2 separate regions of the Homo sapiens genome follow, and region 1 is linked to region 2. A link is a contact called in ENCODE Hi-C or POLR2A ChIA-PET data. All regions are on one chromosome and are shown on one strand. The core of a region is the stretch at or near the end of the contact, and the rest is flanking DNA. Distances in the headings are between cores, read along the strand shown.

What was found. Hi-C counts contacts between places; a loop is a spot of excess contacts on that map. ChIA-PET counts read pairs that join two places held with the same protein, here RNA polymerase II (POLR2A). Pooled maps may share reads with other maps.
Region 1: a map of CD14-positive monocyte shows a loop between it and region 2 (13-fold over the local background). The contact joins the promoter of RFK here to the promoter of ANXA1 in region 2. A Hi-C loop is called at or near these places in 2 of 168 maps with a recorded cell type or tissue (CD14-positive monocyte and CD4-positive, alpha-beta memory T cell) and 12 of 50 pooled maps. POLR2A ChIA-PET finds 5 or more read pairs at or near these places in 1 of 52 experiments (activated T-cell).

What each region holds. Positions count from the first base shown.
Region 1 is chr9:76,392,600-76,395,932 of GRCh38, forward strand. It overlaps RFK (riboflavin kinase), which reads right to left and starts at 1,827. Exons shown (of 4, transcript NM_018339.6): 1 at 1,491-1,827. The coding sequence starts at 1,572. It also overlaps a transcript of GCNT1 not described here. RefSeq lists enhancers at 1,098-1,911, 1,774-2,068, 2,246-2,485 and silencers at 1,276-1,765, 1,806-1,885, 1,906-1,965.
Region 2 is chr9:73,150,508-73,153,372 of GRCh38, forward strand. It overlaps ANXA1 (annexin A1), which reads left to right and starts at 1,358. Exons shown (of 13, transcript NM_000700.3): 1 at 1,358-1,417.

The DNA.
Region 1 (3,333 bases), core at 577-3,076, 3.2 Mb after region 2:
TACAAATTTCGTATTAAATGCCTGTAGCCGAGTGCAGTGGCTCATGTCTGTAATTCTAGGACTTTGAGAGGCCAAGGCAGGAGGCTCATGTTGAGCTCTGGGGTTTGAGACCGGCCCGGGTAACATAGTGAGATCTTACCTCTATTAAAAAATTAGCTGGGGATGGTGGCCTGCACCTATAGTCTAAGCTACCAGAGAGGCTGAGGCAGGAGGGTCAGTTGAGCCCAGCAGATGGAGGCTGCAGTAAGCTATGATCGCACTACCACTGCACTCCAGCCTGAGTGGCAGAGCCAGATTCTGTCTCAAAATAATAATAAGAAACAAACATTTGTAAAAATCACATGCAAGGCTAATGTAAATCATTACATTCACAAGACTCCTACAACTTTGCCTGTAAGTATCAATCCCATCCTTCCATTTTCCGGCTCAGATTTCCCTCTCCTATTCATGTGAATAGGTTATGAATAAAGTACCAGGTAAGTATATAAAGCTCTCCAAAAAAATCCATACTCTTTGAGTAGGATGCAAAAAACAAGTACCAGAGTAGATGGATTTTTTCAGATCTGTTCTTTCCTAACCAGGTACTGAATCACCTGAAAAGTTTCTTTCTTTTTTTTTTTTTTTTGAGACGGTGTCTCACTCTGTCGCCCAGGCTGGAGGGCAGTGGCACGATCTCGCCTCACTGCAGCCTCCGTCTCCTGGGTTCAAGCGATTCTCCTGCCTCAGGTTCCCGAGTAGCTGGGATGACAGGCACGCGCCACCATGCCCAGCTAATTTTTGTATTTTTAGCAGAGACGGGGTTTTACCATGTTGGCCAGGCTGATCTCGAACTCCTGAGCTCAGATGATCCGCCCGCCTCGGCCTCCCAAAGTGCTGGGATTACAGGCGTGAGCCACCACGCCCGGCCAAAGCTTCTTATTTTTCAAATACACAAGCTCAAGGCTGACTTAACAAGTCAAGACGCAGCTCTGGCATGTATTTCTAAGGATGAATTACAGTCAGGTCTCGATTATTGAAATTAATGTAGACAGACCAAGAAGGTTAGCTGACTCTCATTCAACTACCTATGTTATCATTTGGACATTACATAATTACAAATTAAAAACAAAACCACCTTAGACCCGGCTTGCGAGTTCAGCCGTTCTGGCCCACGTTACGTCTCTAATGGGCAAGACAAGCGCAATGCTTGACCAACTGTACCTTGGCTGGCCAAGGAGGCGTGAACGGGGAATCCTGCGATTCATCTCGGGCTTCCGGCCCTCACCACCCCTCAACCCCGTCCCCGCGGAGCTCGGAGCCAGAAGCAGGGACAAGCTCCCTCAACCGAGCCAACGGTCCTCCGCCACAGACAAGGGGATGCGGGAGGAGGAAGGGTGTGCTCTCTGCCCGCGGTCCGGAGGCCCCACGCCCCGGTCCCAAGTCCCCGGCTGCCGTCTCTCCCCGCTCCCCACGTGACCCGGCCCGGGGGACTCTGGCCGCCCTGCTCTCACCTGTGGGGATGCCCAGCTGCTTGGAGCCGCGGCCGAAGCCCCGCACCACTTGACCCCGGCAGAAGTAAGGCAGGTGCCTCATAATGCAGTCCGCTCGGGGAATGGGCTGCGGCCCGGTCTGCGCGTCCTGCGGAGCCGCCGTCGACGCGGCGCCCAGACCCCGGACCAGCCGGGGGACAGGAGCGTGAGCTCTGCCTGCCGCGGGGGCGCACCAGTGGCCGGACGACGCCGACCACAGGCCACTGCGAATCCCTGACGCCGCCGACCCAACAAATACCGCCGGGCGCCTGAGGAGCTGCGTCTCCGCTGGAGGGCAGCGGAGACAGCCGAAGTAAGTGCCGGGTGTGAGCGGGGTGGGGGGAGGGGGCGGCCCGAAGCGCAGAGCCGGCCTCCGCGCCGCCGGCGTGCGCTCCCTTCCTCAGCCGAACGCCTCGAGCCCGCTCGGCTTCCGTAGCCCCGCCCCATCATGGCCCCGCCCCGCCGCTGCCTCGCCCGGCTCCCGCCGCAAGCTCCCGCTGCAGGCTCCCGCCCCAGGCGCCTAATGTCTGGATCCCGGGCTTCGTTTCAGCCCCTGGCGATGGGAACTAATGTGGAAACCCCGTTTTCAGCCTGAGAGCCGCGAAAGCACAATTCTCGAACAATTCTGGTTTTTTTTTCTCCTTCCTCCTGTTCATAACAATCCGGAAGCCAAAGTGAGACGCTCTTTAGCTCCTTGGCAACCGCTGGGTTGAACGTCAGGCATCGCTCGTTCCGTTCGCTCTTTAAGTATTTATTAAAGCTCCAAAATTCAGCTCAAAGATCGCCTCTTCACAGAGGCTTTTCCTGGCCGCCCTACCAGAAGCGGTCGTCCTCCAGGACCACTGACCACGTTCTGGAGTTATTAATATATTCGAATGTAAGCTCCAAGGGAGAAGTCCCTGTCTGTGACGCTGTTAACCCCAGAGACTAGTGGAAGGTTACCGACATGGGCGGTGACTGTCCCCTCCAGGCTGTCTTCTTGACAATTTCACAAGCCCGATAACAGGCCGTCCCTCTACTGCAATGCAGATAGAGGCCTTCGTACCCTCGGAACTGTAAATACGCACGCTCCTAGGGAAGTAGCTCTGGGCTCACTCACAGGATATGCAGGGTGCAAGGTTATAAGAAGGTGCATCCTCTTAACGTCTCGAAGACAAAGAAGTTTTTTATTTATTTTTTTAAATTTTTAATCAATGGAATCCAGAGAAGTTTAATTTTTTTCTTTTTTGCTCTATACATTTGTATAAAATTCTGTGCAGACCGTGTAGTCTCTTTCTACCTTACATGTATGCATCTCTGATAAGATTTACCTGATATTAAATTTATGTTCTAGGCCAGGCTTGGTGGCTCACGCCTGTATTCCCAGTAGTTTGAGAGGCCGACGCGGGAGGATTGATTGAGCCCAGGAGGTCGAGGCTGCACTGAGCTATGATAACGCCACTGCACTCCAGACTGGGCGACACAGTGAGACACCCTCACCCCTTAAAAGAACTAGAGAAGAAGAAGGAAGGGAGGGAAGGGAAAGGAAAGGGGAAGGGAAAGTGAAAGGGAAGAAAAGGGAAGGGAAGGGAGAGAAGGACCCAAAGAAGCAATTATGGTCAGTTACTTATCTATACGGAATTAAACAAAGAATAATGAGAATAACGATAATAGTAATACCGGTAGTAAGAGTAGTAATAGCAAGTTGTGAAAAGCAATTAAGTTATCTGGAGAGGCTTAAGAGTTATTTTAGCAAGGTGTGTACAGGATTCTCTCACTCTTGACTCCCGTCCTTAATAAGAGTGCTGCATTCCTTCTAATATAGGGAGGATGTCTCTCATATGGT
Region 2 (2,865 bases), core at 108-2,607:
ACTGCCAATCTTTAGAAAGTATTTTCATTAACTTCCTAAACTTCATGTTTTTTATGTGAAATATCTATGAGGAAAAGAGGAAAAAGAACAAACCACTAAATGCAGCATAAATTGAGCCATAATGCTGTGAGATTTTACACCTGTGCACTTTAATGGAAACATCATATAATACTTTGTAGGGTTTAAAGAAGAATGAAAATGAACCACTATGGAAGTTACCAGAACCAATTTTCCTCCATTGGGTGGGAAATTTCTTATGGAATGTGTTCTGTAATAGTTGCTGCTCCATTAATCCTTTCATTTTATAGGTCTAGTTCCTTGTTTTGGTGTTCAACTAGTCTACAATGTCAAAGATGTGTATCAAAATGTATATATAACTGATCTATATTACAGTTTATATATATAGTTCTATGTAACTGACTCTATTTAAAAGAATTAATGTAGATAGGCCTTCTGATGTCAATGCTTTTATTGAATGTCATAATGATCAAATTTTTGGCATTACCTTTGTTCAAAATTTTGAGCCAATCTGGAACTTTATTACTTCTATATTTCTTATTTATAACAACAAGCTATATCTAGGAACAAAAGTCGTTTATTTTTTAAGGCAAGAAAAATATAAATAGAAAATTATTCGGCACTGTGTAATGTTAAAATTTACAAATATATGTTATTTCTCCATTGTCACAAGAATTCTAGTGGGTAGACAACTTAGATAATGCTCCTATATACAAAAGTAAAAACAGCTAGGCATGGTGGCTCACGCCTGTGATTCCAACTCTTAGGGAGACAGAGGCAGGAGGATAGCCTGAGCCCAGGAGTTTGAGACCTGCCTGGGCAATATAACGAGACCCCATTCTCCACAAAAAGCGGGGGAAAAAGACAACAAAACAAAAGTAAAAACAGGTTCAGAAAAATTAAGTATGTCCCTAAAGTCACAGAATAATAAGTGATGGAGGTGGAATTCAAATGTAATATTTTGTTTGTTGGTTTGTTTAGTTTTGAAGGTAACATACTTTTTAGTCTACAACCTATTTAACTACAAAAGTGTGCCAATCACTGGTATTAGGATTGGGGCAGATGTATACTCTGAAAATAAAAGTGCAAAATAAATATCCCATCTGGAAATAAAAGTGCAAAATAAAGAGGGAGGAAAAATCAGCCCTTCCATTTCTTTTCCTTTGTAATGCCAGTTGAATTGGTTTAGTGAGTAGTTTTGCAAGACTTGTTTCACTTTGTTTTTGGACATAGCTGAGCCATGTACTTCAAACAGAAGGCAGCCAATTACTAACTTCTGGTTGCTAGGTGTGGCTTCCTTTAAAATCCTATAAAATCAGAAGCCCAAGTCTCCACTGCCAGTGTGAAATCTTCAGAGAAGAATTTCTCTTTAGTTCTTTGCAAGAAGGTAGAGATAAAGGTAAGTCTTGGTTTTCCTTTTAGTTAGTTTTGGTTGTTTTGAAAACTTTTCTCATCACTATGTTAAATGTTACTGCTTCTACAGGATTTATGGTTAGTTGCATTTAACATGATAAGTCATTCATAAATCTTTCTGTAGAATTACATTGGATATTTATATTTTAGGAATCACAAATTACAATATTTTTGTTCTACTTAGTTAACAAATACAAGTAAAAATAAGATAAGTTTGCTTAATACTGGCTCATTGTACTCTTGGTAAGTTACCATGAGAAAGAAGGGAAGAATGTGCTTTCCCTCTGGTAGCCTTAAAAGAATGTGTTTTTCCTTTCCTTCCCCTTGAAATATTTCTTCCCAAGAGCTGTGTGTTTTACAGAGAAATCGTGATGGGGGCTGCTTTTTGGGGGCAAGAACAAAAGTGATAGGAGTGGGCTGCAGGGAACTGTTTCAAAATAGTAGGACTTTCATAATTTATTTTCTTCTTTTGTAAGGAAAACAAGATAGATTCAGACCTCAAAGTGCTAATCATGCTCTTTGTAATAAACATTTAAAAATATATGTTATATTTGCTTATGCTATTTAAAATAAGAAGGTCCGCTTATTACTTTTTTCATTTAAAGAGGGTGTGGCCACATTCCTTTTCTTGTAGGCTCTGTGTCATATACAGTCTTTTCAAGTGCTGGCTGGAAAACCTAAAAAGAAGGGAAATACTTTCTGGGTAGTGTCAGATACATTATCCTAGGGGAATGTCAGTGAGGCCCTCCAACAGCTATTCCACTTGATTGTTGCATGAGCTAATGGCCATAAAACTCCTTAGAAAAGCACAAAGCAAAACTAAAGAAGAGTATTTACTAGTGTTGGATATATTTGTAAAAGTGAGATTACAAATCATGTATCTGGCTATTTTTTTCTTAAACATGTTCCTTCAAGAATTTTTCTGTTCGTTCATTTTAAATATTTATTAAATGTTCTGATTTCTTATGTTCACTGCTAGCTAATTAACAAGGATGGAATTTTTCTTGCCTTGGTTATATCTAAAAGATTGTAAAAACTTTGAGAAAGCAATGTTGCCCTCTTTCCACAGGAGTATTTTGGTAGCTGTAAGAGAATGCACATTGCAAATGACTCAAATGTGGTAAAATGTTGGTTTCATAATTCTGAAATGGCCTCTTCCCCAAAAGTGACAGTAACACCCTAGCTCCAGGCTCAACCACATCCAGCACATAGCCAACATTTAACAGATGTTGACAAAATAGTTAATAATAATATTATTAAGGAACCAGCCAGAGTTTCATGCTTATTAAATACTTTTTCAACCAGAAGGTCTGCAAAGGTTGATTTCTGAATATGACGTTAGCTCTCTCTAGACCTATTAATTTACGACATTTCAAATCAGAGGTAAACCAGCAGACCTATTATTTTTCAATGATAAACTATAAACAGTTTTTT